Regions from separate parts of the Homo sapiens genome. Here all the other regions are linked to region 2. Evidence: read pairs that join two places in POLR2A ChIA-PET (ENCODE). Cell type or tissue: GM12878. All regions are shown on one strand. Links, peaks and the distances in the headings refer to the core of each region. The heading gives the core; the rest is flanking DNA.

Evidence for each region. Peaks named below come from ENCODE experiments on the same cell type or tissue, not always from the same donor. Only the 100,000 strongest peaks of a DNase experiment are listed, where the experiment ranks them.
Region 1: POLR2A ChIA-PET joins it to region 2 with 7 read pairs; 8 of 35 experiments call an interaction of 5 or more read pairs at or near these places.
Region 3: POLR2A ChIA-PET joins it to region 2 with 5 read pairs; 10 of 35 experiments call an interaction of 5 or more read pairs at or near these places.

What each region holds. Positions count from the first base shown.
Region 1 is chr18:63,204,721-63,210,074 of GRCh38, reverse strand. The region is part of intron 2 of BCL2 (BCL2 apoptosis regulator); the gene reads left to right. Among named protein-coding and RNA genes, the nearest start is that of BCL2, 110 kb to the left of the region's middle. In GM12878, for the core only: no CTCF peak of the experiment used is centred there; no DNase peak of the experiment used is centred there; H3K4me3 peaks cover 2,394 bases; H3K27ac peaks cover 3,863 bases.
Region 2 is chr18:63,309,282-63,314,635 of GRCh38, reverse strand. The region is part of intron 2 of BCL2 (BCL2 apoptosis regulator); the gene reads left to right. Among named protein-coding and RNA genes, the nearest start is that of BCL2, 7.8 kb to the left of the region's middle. RefSeq lists an enhancer at 2,849-3,058. In GM12878, for the core only: no CTCF peak of the experiment used is centred there; a DNase peak (open chromatin) is centred at 2,905; H3K4me3 peaks cover 3,398 bases; H3K27ac peaks cover 4,000 bases.
Region 3 is chr18:63,184,568-63,189,921 of GRCh38, reverse strand. The region is part of intron 2 of BCL2 (BCL2 apoptosis regulator); the gene reads left to right. Among named protein-coding and RNA genes, the nearest start is that of BCL2, 130 kb to the left of the region's middle. In GM12878, for the core only: no CTCF peak of the experiment used is centred there; no DNase peak of the experiment used is centred there; H3K27ac peaks cover 2,169 bases.

The DNA.
Region 1 (5,354 bases), core at 587-4,586, 100 kb after region 2:
TCCTGACTGCACAGCTTCACTCCCAACTGTCCCTACTGCCACCCTCCACCACACCAGGGGCTCTTCTTTTCCCAGGTTTTTAAGGAAACACTGTCTTTGAGGGGATCATGCACCAATTTCAGCAGGTGTCTGGAGCCATAACATTTTACTTTCCTGTAGCAGTTGGAAAGATCTCTCTTTAAACACTAGACCCTCTTGATCCTGTTAAACGGCCTGATTCTTCCTTCTGTCTTGGTGACCAGTCATCTCTGTCCAACATGCCAGCTTCTCTGTCTTCCCCCACTCAGGTAAATTCAGACATTTGCCCCAGCCTAGGTCTTAGCTTCCTCGCTCTGTTTCCTCTGTCTCGGAGATCTCACCTACTCTCTCTAATCCTTCCAATTTTAATGCAGGTTGTTCCAAAACCCATATCTCCAGGCCTGACACGTCTCCCATTTCCATCCTGTATGTCCATGCCACCTTGGAGAATCCCCCACCATTTCAAACCAAGCTCTGCCTCTCCCTCCGCCACTAACAGTGTATTGGGTACAGTGTATTGGGTTGAGGATTTATACACTTCTCCCTAGCATTGCCAGTTAGGAGACCACCTGCCAATGGGAACCACTAGTCCTGGCTCCCCACATCTTAGTCATCTTCAGTTCCATCATCTCACTTTCTTTGTATCCGTACACAGACTAACACTTCATTTCCCCCACTTCCAACCCTGTCCTCATGGCGTTCCTAGAAATGACATAGGCGGACATCTACTAAACCCTTACTTGGTCTGTATAAGTGGAGGAGTTCTAGGTGAAGGGAACAAAAGCCCAACTTGCACCCTGAAAACAGAGAGTCACGGCCCCTCGATCAATTCACACACTTGCACCAATTTACCGACCCAGAAGCCCTTGAATGAAGAGGAGGCCGGGTCTCCTTGACGAAGGACCCTACCACACTGTCAAGAATTAATACTGTTGCTTTTTCTCCCAGCCTTCCCCAAAGGGACCTATAGCCTTTTGCCAGGGTGACTGTGCACTGGGGAAAAGGAATTAATCAGACCTTTTGGGGACTACTGGTGACTGGCTCTGAGCTGACACTAATTCCAGGAGACCCCAAACATCACTGTGGTCCAGCAGTCAGAGCAGTGGCACGTGGAGGTCAGGTGATCTCTGGAGTTTTCACTTCATGTTTGTGTCCATCCCCATAGCACTTTGTTCAGGACAACGTGGCAGGGCCCACACTGCTGCAGTGGATTCCTGGAGGCTTGTACCTCCCAACCCCCAACCCAGAGCTGCCTACAGCCACAGTATTATTCAGTCCAAAGCACCTCTGTGACAATTATATTCCTGGCTCTAAACTTCCACTGGTGCCCAGTTGTTAGGAACAATGCAGCTTTCCTTAGCCCGATAGTTAAAACCCTTCACAAAGTCTCCTTCCCCTTTATTTCCAGTTTTCCTGGCTATAAATCCTCAACCCAATACACTGTACCCCACTCCCCCCAGCCCCCAGATACACCATCCCCCAACACGAAACACTTACCCTCTTCTCAGCTTTGCCTTTATCCACGCTGTTCCCTCTGCCTGGTATTTCCTTTTGGCTCCTTTCTCTGGATTTGTGTGGTGCCTGTTTTAGCACAAATATACCATGTCCCCTTGTAAAATGTCTTTTCTTCACTTCAGCTGGTAACAGCCAGGGAAATGAGCAAAAACGTGTGGATAGATTAATTCACCAGCATCGGGGAGCCGGGTGGGCGGGGGTGGGGGGTACAGTGTGGCGCAGGGCATGTCTTTCTGTGGGTAGGTCGTTAACAATTTTCATAAACAAAAGATTGCCTTGTTTATACCTGTTCATCAGAGTCAGCATTTCTTAAATCTGTTTAAGGTGAAAGTGAGTGCTTTGTGTTTTAAAAATCATATGGGAAGCACAGAAATAGGAAATGTTCACTTTGTTTAATGTGGAAGTATATTCCATAACAGGTGGCCTCTCAACTTGCACAAATAAAACAAAATTGGTTGGCTAAAATCTATCAGAGAAGAAGAGGAAGTAATCGCCAGGTGGTAGGACCAGGAGCAGATGGGGACTATTTACTTAGATCCTCAATTCTTCTTGTTGAGTGTCCCTCTAATTAAGTACCTTTCCTTAGATGTTAAATAAACTTTCATATTTTTAAATAGTATTTTTTTTAGAAAAGTGTATTCCCATGCCAGTTTCTCCTTCTTCCAAAGTCAGGGGTAGAATAACCATATAGCATTAATAGAGTCTGTGTAAGCTTAAATAGTCCAACTTTCCTTTCAGGCTTTTTATTTGAAGTTTCCAAATTACACAGCTAAAATAAAAACAGCACAGAATTTAAATTGAGACCATTATATATCGCAGGGACTTCCCCCACCCCCATATTAAGTAAGGCAGTGTCAGCCCTGGTGGTCCGTGCAGACTCAGTGCACTGGAGGCAGAAGTTCCAGGTGGACTGACTCCTGCCCCCACCCAGACCTCTGGTGCTCCCAGGCAGTCTGGAACAATCAGACTCTGGTGCTCCCAGGCAGTCTGGAACAATCAGACTCTGGTGCTCCCAGGCAGTCTGGAACAATCAGAGTTGCCCTTGGTCTTCCGGAAATACTGTAATTCCCTGTGCAATGTTAGCTCTTGACCATCTTTGAATTCTTTTTCTTAGACTTACAAGGCTCTGTCGCTGGTTTCCCTCTCACTCTTCTGACGACTACATTTCAACTTCCTTCAACAAACACTTATGAAGCATTTATATAGCACTTACTGACGGCCACAGCCAGGTGCAGTTTTGTGGATCTGTACACAAATGAATTAGATGAGCCGGTGCCCATCGGCCCTGGGGTTCACAGACCAAGGCTCGCTCTGCCGGCATCCTGGGCTCCCTCCTGCCGCCTGCACCTGGAACGCTTGGCGGTCTCCGTGCCTCTTCTCCAGTTCTCTCCTCCACTGTGCTCCTTTGGAAAGGCTTTTCTGTCACGGCTTCAATCATAAAACTGTATTCCTAGTCCTATTTCCTCATCTGAGGTGAAGCATGAAATCTCCTCTTGTTTACCCCGAATTCAGCCAGCTCACCACGAGCCCTCTCTGCATCTGTCAGCCTCTGTCAGCAGCTGTAAAAGCTTCCCTTCTCCCCAGACCCCCACATCTGGAAACCGTCTTTAAGTCGTCCTCCCCTTTTTACTGTGTGTCCAGGAATCCACTTTTGGGCTTCCTCTGACCGGCCTCTTCCTTCCTTCTTTTCCTCCTCCCCGCCCCACTGCCTCCACCTACTCTAGTCCCAAGGCCGTGCCCCTGCCCCAACCCTCCCACTGTGCTCTTCCCACCCACACCAGAGTCCCCTTCTTTAAATCCTGTCCGATCAGTGTCACTCTCATTAAGTGACAGAGATGATGTCTCCACCTTTTATATCTCCAACAGCATCTAACCCAACACCTGGCACTTACTAGAGGCATCAACGATGCTTGTTGTTCTGTGTGGCGAAGGCACACCTGGATTCTGGATGGTCAGTCTCAGCTCTCCATCTTTGCTGCCTCACAGGGACTCCAAATGTGGAGCGTCTCCCACTGCCCTTAATTAGGGAAATTCAGCCTCGCAGAAGACAGTGAAACTGATGAAAGCATTGGGAAATGGAACCTAGGAAAGTTAAAGAATTGGCATCATTTGATGTGAGAAAGAGAAGCGAAGATGATGAGAGATCCTAGGGAAAAGGCTACATGCCCTGTCTTTCTTGAGACAAGCGTGTGCACTTCCTTTGCTTCCACTCTTACTTGTGTTTATCCTTGGAGGGACCTTTAATTATCTAACGCTTGGGTATTGGCCACGGTGCTTATCGTCTGCGTGTGAATCTGGACATGGTCCCCAAGCTGTGTGGTGCTGTTTGTTGGTGCGGTCCAGGATGCACAGGGCTGAGATGGTGCTGCATGCACACTTACCGAGCACATCCCCCTGGGAGAGGTGTGGACACCACCGTGAAGGGGGCCCAGACCTCCTCCTTAAATGCCTGCACTTTCACAGGGATCAGACATGGAGACAAGAACTCTCAGAAGAGGGAGAGGCCTGAGGCACAGCAGGAAGGTACAAGTTCAAAGGAAGTGAAGATTTCCAGTGAGAGCTATCAGACTCTTGAAATGGACTACAGGGAAAGCCTGTGGTCTCCTCTTTCTTAGAAATGCTAAACTCATAACAGAAAACCTCTCCACCGTGGCTTGAGTGTCAAATTCTCTGGAGGCCTGGGGATGGGGCCGGGAGTTTTCTGCCTCTATATCCCCATGGTCCACTTATTCGGGTGGCTTAGTTTGCTTTGCAAGCAGGGGGTGGGAGCGGGGCTGCTTATTCCAACCACAGTAGTCAAATGTGTTACTTATGAGAAATAATAAAAGATCCTTCTTCTTTTCTTTTTCTAGACCCCCTCTAGTCAAATGTTGTTGTTTTTTTAAATAGAGGAGGTTGTTTTGCATTTTTCTTTTCGTAGTGTTCGAATTTAGCTTTTGTATATACTCTCCCCAGTAGTTCAGAGTACATTCATGAGCCCAGATCATGAGGAATGCTCACCATTTTCCTGAAAGATGGTGTGTGGAGGATGTGTACAGATAGAAGCTAGGCTGTTGAAGATTTTATTGAACTCATCAGCATTAACAACAGACACTGTTAGTGAGGTCCGAATGTTTTTGTTTATTTTTTTGACTCAACAAACAGTTATTGAGCAAGGCTTTCTTCTGTGCCCGGCAAGATGCTTGCCACTTGCTGAAGAGACAAAGATGCATGAGATATGGTCCCTGCTTTTAAAGCACTTACAATCTAGCAGGGAAGACAGCCAGGTGTACAAATAATCATATGTGTTACAAAGAAACGATTATTCCGGTTCAAAGGAAGGCTGTTGTTGATGAAGGATGGTTGCATAGCAGAATTATAATCGTCAGTTTGAAATTCAACTTTTTCAAGCTTTGTCATTTCTATCTTGTATTAGCCTTATTTTTCCCTTTTTCAAAATACTTATTTGCATAGGTATTAGTCACATGGTTCCTATACTGGAACAGTTTAGAAAGGTGTTTATTGGAAAGTCTCGCTAGCACCTCCGTCCCCATCCACCCAATTCACTACTCGCTCTTCCATCAGAATAAGGAACCATTGTCTATTAATTTCTTGAGTATATATCCAGCGCCCATCCATGCAAAATAACATATACACATTTTAAAATTTTCCCTTTCTTACACAAAAGGCAGCTTACTGTTTGCCCTGTTAATTTAACAGTATATCTTGAGATTTTACCATGTAAGATCTTATCATGGTACATCTTGAGATGTACCATGTCAGTACATAGAATGCATGCTTTTCCTTTCTTCCTAGGTAGTATAATACTTCCTAGTATTGCA
Region 2 (5,354 bases), core at 470-4,469:
AGTGACCCTCTAAACTGGGAACTGTGACGACATTCAGCTTCATGTCTTAGGAGAGAGTGAGATAGGAGCCACTAGAAGAATGAGATGATTCAGACAAGAGATTGTAGGAGATTGGCTTTATTCTGTTGACAAGATGGTAATCCGACTTATTTTTTGGTTTTTTGGTGTTGGTGGTTTAGGAAGACAGGAACTTCTCCACACCCGGTAGAGTTCAGCTGCCTTTTCATTAGTCAGCAAGCAGTTTTTCCTTTCTCAAGGCAGTCCACATCCAGCAAAACATTTGATTAACTGGAAAGCAATACCATTCTCATGCCAGTGTACAAATTACATGAAAGAGCATCATTTTTCTAGTGTCTGAGGATTGGCTGCTTATGGCCAATTTTGGCAGCAAGACGATAGGATTAAAAATAGCTTGAAGATGATCTAGTCTTAAATAATATATTTCATGATGAACTTTCCTTGGGAAAGTGCATCTTTCTGCCTACAAGAATCACATGACCCCTTTCAATAATTTATGTAGTAGAGAAAAACACACTATTTCTCATAGAGTTTTCAGTCATGTGCTGTGGTGTGATTGTTTCTGGACATTCATAAAATTTTATAGTTAACTGAATTCTCTTTTCTGTTTTGTTGCTATTTAACGTCCATTGAAAACATGGCTTTCTTTTGCGCATTCTGTTACTTTCAGCTGTACTTTCTAATAAGAATGGATTGCCCTTTTTAGCAATCTTTGATTGAACTGGTACATTTCAGATTACTTAAATGTCATCAGGCCACACAGCATACCAGGTAACAGAAAGCCATAAATTAAAAATAAAAAAAAGGCAAGCAAAATTCTTGTTGTTTTTTCTTATCTCTGTTCCCAGTCCTATTGCGCTATTTGGAGGGATGATACGCCCACTCATGAGCGAGTGTGTGGGTGCTGCATGTTAACAGTGGTTCTTCCCACCCAACATACCTCCGCACCCTTTTCTAAGGTCACTCATTGTGTCTTAGCAGTAGTTTAGCAAAGCAGTATCTCAGCAGAAGTGCATTTGTGCTAGAAAACAACACTGTCTTTGTAGTGTACAAGTAGAACGTTTTCTTTTTCCCCCAGAGATATATTGTATTTGAGATTCAAAGGTTCTGTTCAACCTTTTTAAGGTAATCTAATATCACCTTATTCAGGTATAACAGTAACTTGTCAATCTGGTCATCCTTTCTGTCAACCACATGTAGGAGACCACTCAGTGAATTTACTCCACTGTGAATTTTCTCTTTCATCCCTCTTGGTTTGGCTTAATCAACCTTAATGTTTGATGTCTAAGCAGGATTAATGATGAAAATCATCCAAGGACTGACAGTTATTCCACAGATGTGATTGCCAGTCTTACATGAGTCCTGCCTTGGGTTAGGTTGGAGGCACGGCAAGGAGAGCTTTGCTTCTGCCCTGGATAAACTCACAGGCTAGTGTTGCAGGCATCTTAATAAACTCGTAGTTATCATACAGCCTGATAAGCATGATCCTAGACTCAGAGACTTAGAGGAAAAAAGCAAATAACTATAAGTTATTTTGCATGTACTTCAGCCTTGGTCTAAGAACGTTATTTCTGACCATATGGCTGTTCATGTGTGCATTAGGCCTAATTTAAACAGGGCCAAAATGTAGATACTTTAAAAAATACTGTGTAACGTAGACATATGCTTAAGAGAACTGAAAGGCAGGGGGAGTTCCCTTGTTAAATATTAACCCACTAAGCACTATTTATGCATACTAAGAAGACTTAATAAACACCAGTCTACAATTTCTAAAGCATTTCATTAATTCTTTTTAAGTAAAAGACAATCAAGGCTCCGATTAGACTGACTGGAACAGGGTAATTTGAAGAACTATCTTTCTTAAATAACTCTTGTATGCCAAAAAATACAAGTAGGTTTTGAACCAGAGCGGGGGCTCTTCCTTTGAGCAGGGGAAAAAAAAGCTTCTGTTTTGTTTTGGTTTGAGGTTATATTACTGTTCTATTTATCAAGACACTTCTACGATGCTAGTTACAGAAATTCACAGTCCATTGTAACACTGGCATTTGCCTTCGGACTTTTTTGGGCTTGTGGTCTGTTCGTTTAAATGGAGACTGTAAAACTTTCAAAATGCCAACAAAGCTGTTTTCACTTAAAAACATATTTTTATAGATTGTCACTTGTTGTTCTTATATATGCCCAATTCTGTATATGCTATAGCACTATTTCTCTGCCCTCCATTTGCCAGACAAAAGATACACCCATCTGTCCTTCAGTGTGAATAAGGATTGAATGATTATTCCTCTCTCTTCCAAGCCATGGGACTTTCTCATAGGTGCCACCACCCCTGTGACCATCCCCTACCTGCCTTATCATTCCACCGGTGAGGGACCTCTCAGGTGTAGCTCCTTGTTAACTTCCAATTAGTGATGGGTAGGATTTACCTGAAGAAAACCGTAATGCGCTTAGATACTAGCAAAAGGGAGCAGAAGTGGGGAGTCTAATCAAAGTGAGAGGATAACCCTCACCCCAAACTTGCTGCAGGCAGCTGGGCAGGTCAAAATTCTGTGACCAGACACTATCCTTTTCCTCTAGTGATTATAAACTTTAACCTGTGCAGAGAAAAGATAGTATCTGCTGGCAAAATTTGTACTTACTTTGATTCCTCTAGTGCAAGATTATAGTGGGGTTATACCTGAGACTTCAATAAATGTTTGACTAACTAAACTAAAATAGCTTAGGGTAAGGACTACTTCCCCAAACGCCCTTTTAAACATGTGAGAAAGGGAATCTCCCTGACATACTGGTATGGCCATTTGTAGCAATATACTGAGAGTGACTTGGGTGATTTTCTGGGGCGATCAACCACATTCCATGAGCAGGTTAACTGTGGAAGACACCTGCCCTTGAGCATCGCGTTTGGGCCACATGCGTCAATGGGGAAATTTGTGTTTCCATTCTGCTTCTTGTTTTGCCTTCACAACTTCAGGGATAGAAGCGTATTCCATTTTTAGTTAATAATCAGCTCTCTGGGGCTTCCATGTAATGAGTCAGAAACTGATGACTGACTCCACTCTGCTCATTATCATGTCTCCCAAAAACAACCCGAGAACCCACTGTGTCAAGTGAAGCTTTAATTTTTCAGGGGAGGTTTTCTCCATTGAGACCAATACATCTTTTCTTGTGACAGATCCAGTTACCATATTTCCTTATTTTTAACTGTCGAAAAGACAGTTAAGCTGCAACAGAGTATGGTGAGTTTACCAATTTTAATACTTGAAGCACCAAACAAAGGATCAGTGTTGCAGGCTGTCTCTTCTTGACTTTTTCCAGCTCTCCTTAGCAGATAACCAGGATGATATTTTTTCTGCTTTACAACATGATGAATGCTATATCTCTATATTAACTCTGAAATTGAATTGCAGCCAAATATTCCTCTCAGCTGCATTAGAATTTTCTAAAAGAACATGAGACACATAAACTTAGTCTTCTTAGTTCAATGCTATATCTCAGATATATTGATATCTGATTTACAATTAAAATAGGAATAAAATTAAGTACAAATTATATCATCAGCTTTAAATATTGATTTATCTTCTTGAAAAAAAAAAAGCGAGTCCATAAAGGATGGCAGCATTGGCATTTCTGGATGTAAAATTTCAGGGCTATCTCCTAGCCATATCCTTTATGGATTCCTGCCAGCATCTTTAAAAACACACACACTGAAGACACACAGAGAGGTTTTGAGGTATTTTATAACAAAATTATAAGAACAGGGAGACAAAGCCACTTACTAAACATTAAAGTGATAGTATAAGAAGAAAATGATTTGAAGAAGTCCTAATTGAGGGAAATGAGCAATTGTCCACAAAACTTAACCCTGGGTTCCCAGGAACCGGGGTAGTGATGGTCATGGAGAGGGGTTTTAGAATCTGGTTATTTAGGAAAACATGCACACTAACTTGTTTCATTGAAAAAAACATTTATTGAGGCCCTACACCATGCAAAGCTCTATGCTAGGTGTTTTAGTTAAGCGAAAAAATGTCTAAGATAACTTTTGCCTTCAAGGAACTTACCAATCAGTAGGAGACCAAGACAAGGATACAAATCACTGTAATCCTGGACAATGTGTAGTAGACAGAGAGGCCCAACCCAGCTACAGTGGTATCTGAAGAGTTTCATGCCGGAGATAATGTTGAGACAAGTTTTAGAGAACAGGCAGGCGATACGGGGAGAGGGTCTTTCAGGTAGTGGAAACTGGAGGCGTCAAAGCAGGCATGAATGCGGGAGGTGTGTTTGGGGAATTGTGGAGAGTCTGATTTGACTGGGGCATGGAGAACTCTCCTGAGATAAATCCATAGTTTTGAGAACTTACCACTGCATACTAAGTTGTGAAACTTGTATAGACAGCCCTCCCTATCTTTGGGTTCCACATCCATGGATTCAACCAACTTTGGATCAAAAATATATGGGGTAGGGCAGGCACAGTGGCTTAGGCCTGTAATCCCAGCACTGTGGGAGCTCAAGGTGGGTGGATCACTTGAAGTCAGGAGTTCAAGTCCAGCCTGGCCAACATGGTGAAACCCTTTCTCTACTAAAAATAGAAAAATTAGCCAGGTGTGGTGGTGGGCGCCTGTAATCCCAGCTACTCGGGAGGCTGAGGCAGGAGAATTGCTTGAACCCAGGAGGCGGAGGTTGCAGTGAGCCGAGATCGTGTCACTGCACTCCAGCCTAGGGGACAGAGCGAGACTCTGTCTCAAAAAATAAATAAATAAACAAACAAATAAATAAAATAAAGTATATAGGAGGATGTGCATATGCAAGTACTACTCATTTAATATCAGGGACTTGAGCATCTTCAGATTTTGGTATCCACTGGGGGTTCCTAGAGCCAATCCCCTGAGGTTACTGAAGGATGGCTGCGTTTAACTGTACCAGGGATGTTGAAAGGATGTTGCAAAGGTTCTCAGACAAGGCAGGATGTGTGCGTGGGAGGAAGATTGACAGTGACTGAGCCTGGACGGGGGAGACCAGGTATGAGGTCTGAAGCACCTGGAACAGAAAGGACAGGACAGATGTGGGCACACTGCACGTGTAGAATCAAAGGACTGACAGCAGGTCGAATGTGAGGAATGAGGGAGGGAAAGAATCAGGACTCAAGTGCCATCCTGGCTGCCTCAAAAAATGATACTGTCTTCCAGAGGGAAAGGAAAGATAACAACAGTTACTGCTTTGTGGCGTACATGTGATGAATTTCATTTTGGACATTCCAGTAGGATATCCAAGTGGAAATGCCCAGTAAGCCTTAGACATAAGGATCTGGATCTCAAGAGAAAAATTGAGGTTGAACCATAATA
Region 3 (5,354 bases), core at 587-4,586, 120 kb after region 2:
TTCAAATACAACAAAATATACTTGACACCACAACTATACTGAACACATATTTATCTCTTCTAATGACTTAAAAGACACTTAAATATCTCACCAAGCCTCAGAGTCACACGGAGAACATCAGTTATCTCAGAAACGGCTGTTAATAGGGATTTCTGGCTGATAGTGGGATGGCCTGTTTTTGCTGATTGAAAGCAGCACTTCATTGGATGCGGTGGGTGGGGGGTGGGACACCAGTTCTCGTTTTCCCAGGTATAATTCGGCAATCTGGGGGGCTTCCTCAAAAATACGTAGAACCTAAAATAGATAATGTATGAAAAGCCCCCTAGTGCTGAGCCTAACGCAGAAAAACATTCAGTACATACAAGATGACTTGACTCAGTTTATCTGTGATTGGTTTGGTTTACTTTTGCTTTTTTCTTTTAGGGGTGGGGGAGCTCTTCCTACATAGTTAAGGGACCTTCAACTAGAGGAACTTGATATACCTAACCTAGGACAAGCAGGAACTTTTTGACCTCCAGCGTTGTTTATGGTTTCAGACTAAGCAACAACAGAAGATAACTACAAGGAACTATCATGAATTATGGCTAAATGCTGAATGGTGACCCTTTAAATCAGTTATTAGTATGACTGGATTGTACCTTCTGCCCTGGGACAAGCCTAGACAGAGAGAGTTGGGAGAAGCAAGTGTAAAAAAGCCTAGGTTGTTTTTCTTTTTCTTTTTTTTTTTTTTTTATATGCTGTTAATGGGAGGGTAAATTCTTGTAAAGTTTTTGGAGAGCGCTTTGACCTTAATTTTGAAAATGCTAAGTTTACATAGCCTTTGTCTTGGTAATTTCACTTCTACAAGTTTTTTCTACCTATGTGTAAGGATGTCTATTACAGCATTATGTATTTTAATTTTGCAGCAAAAAAAAAAAAAAAACTTGGGGAAAAAAAGAAATGTCTGTGTAGGGTACTGGCTAAATTGGTAAACTGATATGAAATAAAATGCTGCTATTAAGAAAGGTGATGGATACATATGAACTCACATTTTAAAATGTCTGAGATTTATTGTAGAGGGAAAAAGTGGAAGTCTGTATGGATAATATTATTTTATTGATGAGAAAAAAATTAGATACATATACAAATGCATGTATATTCATAGCATTTTCTGGAAGGATATATAATATACTGTTCAGCTAATATATAATTTAAGGATTATGAGTATTATAAATTGAAATTAATATTATTACAAATTAATACAAATTAAGATTTGTTGATGTATACATAGTATTATGGTAAAATGAGTATAATTAAATTATTCAAAAGTTTGCTTTCTTACATTTGTTAAATATTTTCCAGTTTATGTTCTAATTTGCTTATTCCAATCTTTATTTCTATCACCTATATAATTAAACTCCAATTCAGTTTAGGGTCATTCATAATTTCCAAACTGATTATTTTACTGTTTCTTCAGTAGTGTTGAAGATAATGATGATGGCACTAGTCATCCCTTATTGAACCCCTATGATGTGCTAAACACTTGTACTTATATTTTCTCTAAACCTCCAAAATTGTAAAAGTTGATGAGGAAGCAGAGGCCCTGCCATCTTAAGGAACTTGCTAAAGCCATGCAGCCAGCAAGTAAGTTTCAGAGCTAGCACTGAAACTCAGGTCTAACGCCAAAGACTGTACTATTTCCATATGTCATTCTGCCTCAGATATAGAGCTGGTGAATTCATTTTTCAGGCAGTGTCTTTGTGGGTAAGACAGATAGCTGCTTAAAAAGAGATAGAAAACATGCTTTGGATTGTTATGGCTTGCTAGCATTTTCCACTCACCATTGTTATTAATTATTCTGTGTTTCCCATTTGTCTTAACTTTGATCGTATACTTACAAAGTTTATGGAAACTGCCCAAGTGCATTCGATTCTGCTGATATTTCCATGGTCTGAACGCCAGCCCTATGAGCAGGGGCCAAATGGAGCATGCCATCTGAAGACTGCTCCAGCTTTCAGAGCTGGACCTGGTTCAAATGGGAATGCCATACCACTGTTTATTTTAATGAGATAAAGAGCAAAGAAAAATAAAAAAGCAAAATCTGCATTTGAAAACATTCAAGTAACGTAATCTGTATTAGTCGAACTAATTCTAAGCCTGGCCTGGTTTTGATTTTAGAGATTTCCACAGCTCCACGTGTACCCCCAGGGTGGCCATGTAGAGGTAACAACAACAATACTAGGAAGACCATTCCAAGCCTCTGTCTCCATTTCTTGCTTTTCTGACACCCTTCACCTGTTCTTTATTCAGCTATTTACTGGGGCATGGTCTTTATCTGAAGTTTTTCCTGGTATTTTCAACCCATTAGGATAAGTGGGGTGGGTGTAGGGGGCTGTGCCCACAAAACAGACATCCAACTTGGTTTTAGGAAAGGCTTTTTAGAGGAAATGATAACTACACGGAGTCCTGAAAGAGAAATCATAGAGGTAGAGGTGCCCACTTATCTAGGTAGAGAGAACGGCATGTGCATAAGGGAGAGATAAAAGGGCACACAGTACATCTGTACAGCTGTGAGTCCCCAAGCATCTGACCTCTCTTGAATGAGGATATTGACTACAGGTTACTTAGTTGACCTTGTTAAAGCCTTATCATATCAGGATTACCAGGGTACAAAAACATTCCTAAAATAAATGGCTCTGTTACTAAACACTCCCCTTATAACACCATTGTTGACACTGTGACTTTTAAAAATCTCTCATATCTGGCCATACCTGTCTCACCTTCCTAAAGTCACACTGACAGATGACACACCAGGGCAAGATGAAAACTGTAGGGACTTGTGTAGAATGAAACGATAACTTCCTGTTCTTAAAAGGGACTGTTGATATAATATCCTTTTTGCAAAAACAGGGAAATGCTTAAGGTTGGAGTTTCTGTTTTCAATAATGAAGATGGATATTCACATGAAAAGAAGACAAAAGAAAACAGAATGCCCCAGCTGTGGGCTAAGCAGTTGGCTATTTTTATTTGTCAGGACAAAAACATCAAATGACAATTCTTTCTTCATTTCTCTTTATGAATCTAGTACTAAAGAATGCTACTAAATCTTAAGTTCTATTAACTCCTGACAATGTATAAACTTGGGTTTACAGTTTATATACACCACAGTTAGGGATTTCCATATATCCTCCAGCTAGTCAAGAAAACCTTTGTTTGGAGTTCTTTACTGACTATTGCATCATCCAAATTTATTTTTTGCCTATGAAAACTGAAAAGGTGAAGACCAAATTTGGAAATTCACGTGTGCCAATGCAGATATCAACATGAACAAAAGAAAAATACATGTATTGGACTTTGGAAAGTAAAATCACAGACCTATTCTGGTTCAAGGTCAGCCATAAGTGGAATTGTAAAGAAAGGCCAGAAAATAATATATGGTTCATACTCAAGAACAAGAATGGTCATATCATGTACAAAATGAATTGAGCTAAAAGATAAACAGTAAAATGCTATGGTTTTTATTGTTAGCAGACTTCCACTAATTATAAATTAAAGGCAGTCAGTAATACCCATAGATTAAAAAGCTAGTTGAAAACTGAGATTCCTGTAGTAAATATTAAGCGTTGTGTGGTACATTAGTCACATGTGTATAATAAAGACAATAAATCCATGTAAGTACAGCAATGATGAAATGTGCATAAAGCAGTTTGAACTCCACAGAAGTAAGCAAAGTATAAATAGATAGCATGCTCAGGCACAGAGAAAAGCAAGTGCTATTTTAGCACTTGAGCTAGTGATAATTTATTGTTCAGGCTCTCCAGTTGAGTCAATGTTTATATGGTGCTATATATTAACTGAAACCAAAATAGTCTGTGCACATCACTGTCTTGGATAGATTACTGAGTGATCAGCAGAAACCATATCAAACAACCACTCCCCTACGAGTGAGGGATTTATAATATTTAAAATATTCATCCTAAAGCTCCAAGCTGTTTTGACAGTTTTGTCTGTTCATAAATATTCTTCAAAGAGAGGCAGTATGGCATATGTAATGGAAAAAGATAGTAAAGTGGTTAGCATTCCAAACTCAGGACCCAGATTGCCTGGGTTCAAGTCCTGGCTCTGTTACTTACTAGCTGTGTTGACTTTGGGCAAGTTACTTAACCTCTCTGTGCCTCAGTTTCCTCCTTAGTAAGTGGGGTTAAGGATAGTACCTACCTCATAGGGTTGTGAAGCCGAAATAATTAATACAAATAAAACATTTAGAATAATGCCTGACACAGAGTGAGGGTTACTACCTAGACTCTGCCACAGATCAGCAGAATGACTTTAGATAGGTTACTTAACCTTGACCTTTGGTTTCTTCTTTGTAAGATGCAAAGGATAATAAACATCTTACAGTGTGACTGTGAGAATCAAATGAGATACCATATGGAAAGCAGCTAGCCCTGAAGGAAACACTTCAGATTTTCTTCTTCTTGTCTCTTCTCATCCTTTCCCTTGCAGGGATATTTGTAAGGACACTTTTTTTAGCATCTCTGTATGTCAAGCACTTTGTTCCTACCCCACTCACCTAGCCTTGACCATACTTTGTGAAATCACAAATAGTCAGACGTTAGAACCCAAAGAATTGACCTGAAGACCTGTCCTTTTATCACGACACTGCTTTTCCATAGAAATACTTCCTTCAGAAATCCTTTTAAGATTAATGCCACCCAATTCTGGCCTACTCACTTCTTGATCAGTGTGGGCTGTATTTTCATTTGTGACACTGAATATGTTTGACCATTTCATGTATATGTTATGTCTTCCCAACCAAAGCCTGTGTTCTGTGAGAGCAAGCATCTCTCATAACTCCCTCTGGTTAGCCTTTCTTGCCTGGCTTTCAGTCTGATTGGATCAGAATTGGACAGGACCAGAGGATTTAGCAGGTCAGGAGTGATTATCAGCTGTGAAGTTGGCAGTGTCGCTAAGGAGTGGAACCAAGATGCCCACTGCTTCTGGGGCCACATTGATCACATTCAGACATCCAGACCCTGGAAAACTCAGGGTCGTTTCTGAGTCTACAGTCTACATTCAAGAAGAAGGGTAGAAATTCAAGAAGTGGCCAAGAAAGACTTTCAACAACTTACTCGGATGTCATCAGGGGAAGACTAAGAGTATGGCCCTCAAGGCGCCTTCAAGGATGGCATTACTTGCTGAATTCATCATGGTCGGGGGGCTTCAACAGTTTACAGAAGCCTTCAAATATTTCAGGAAGCCTCTGCTTCCATCCTACTCTCCCCTGATGGGCTACAGTCTGTATTACAGCAGGAATCCTTTTGCAATGAGTTGCACTTATCTTCAGGCAAATGCCCCAGATGGGGATATGAGGT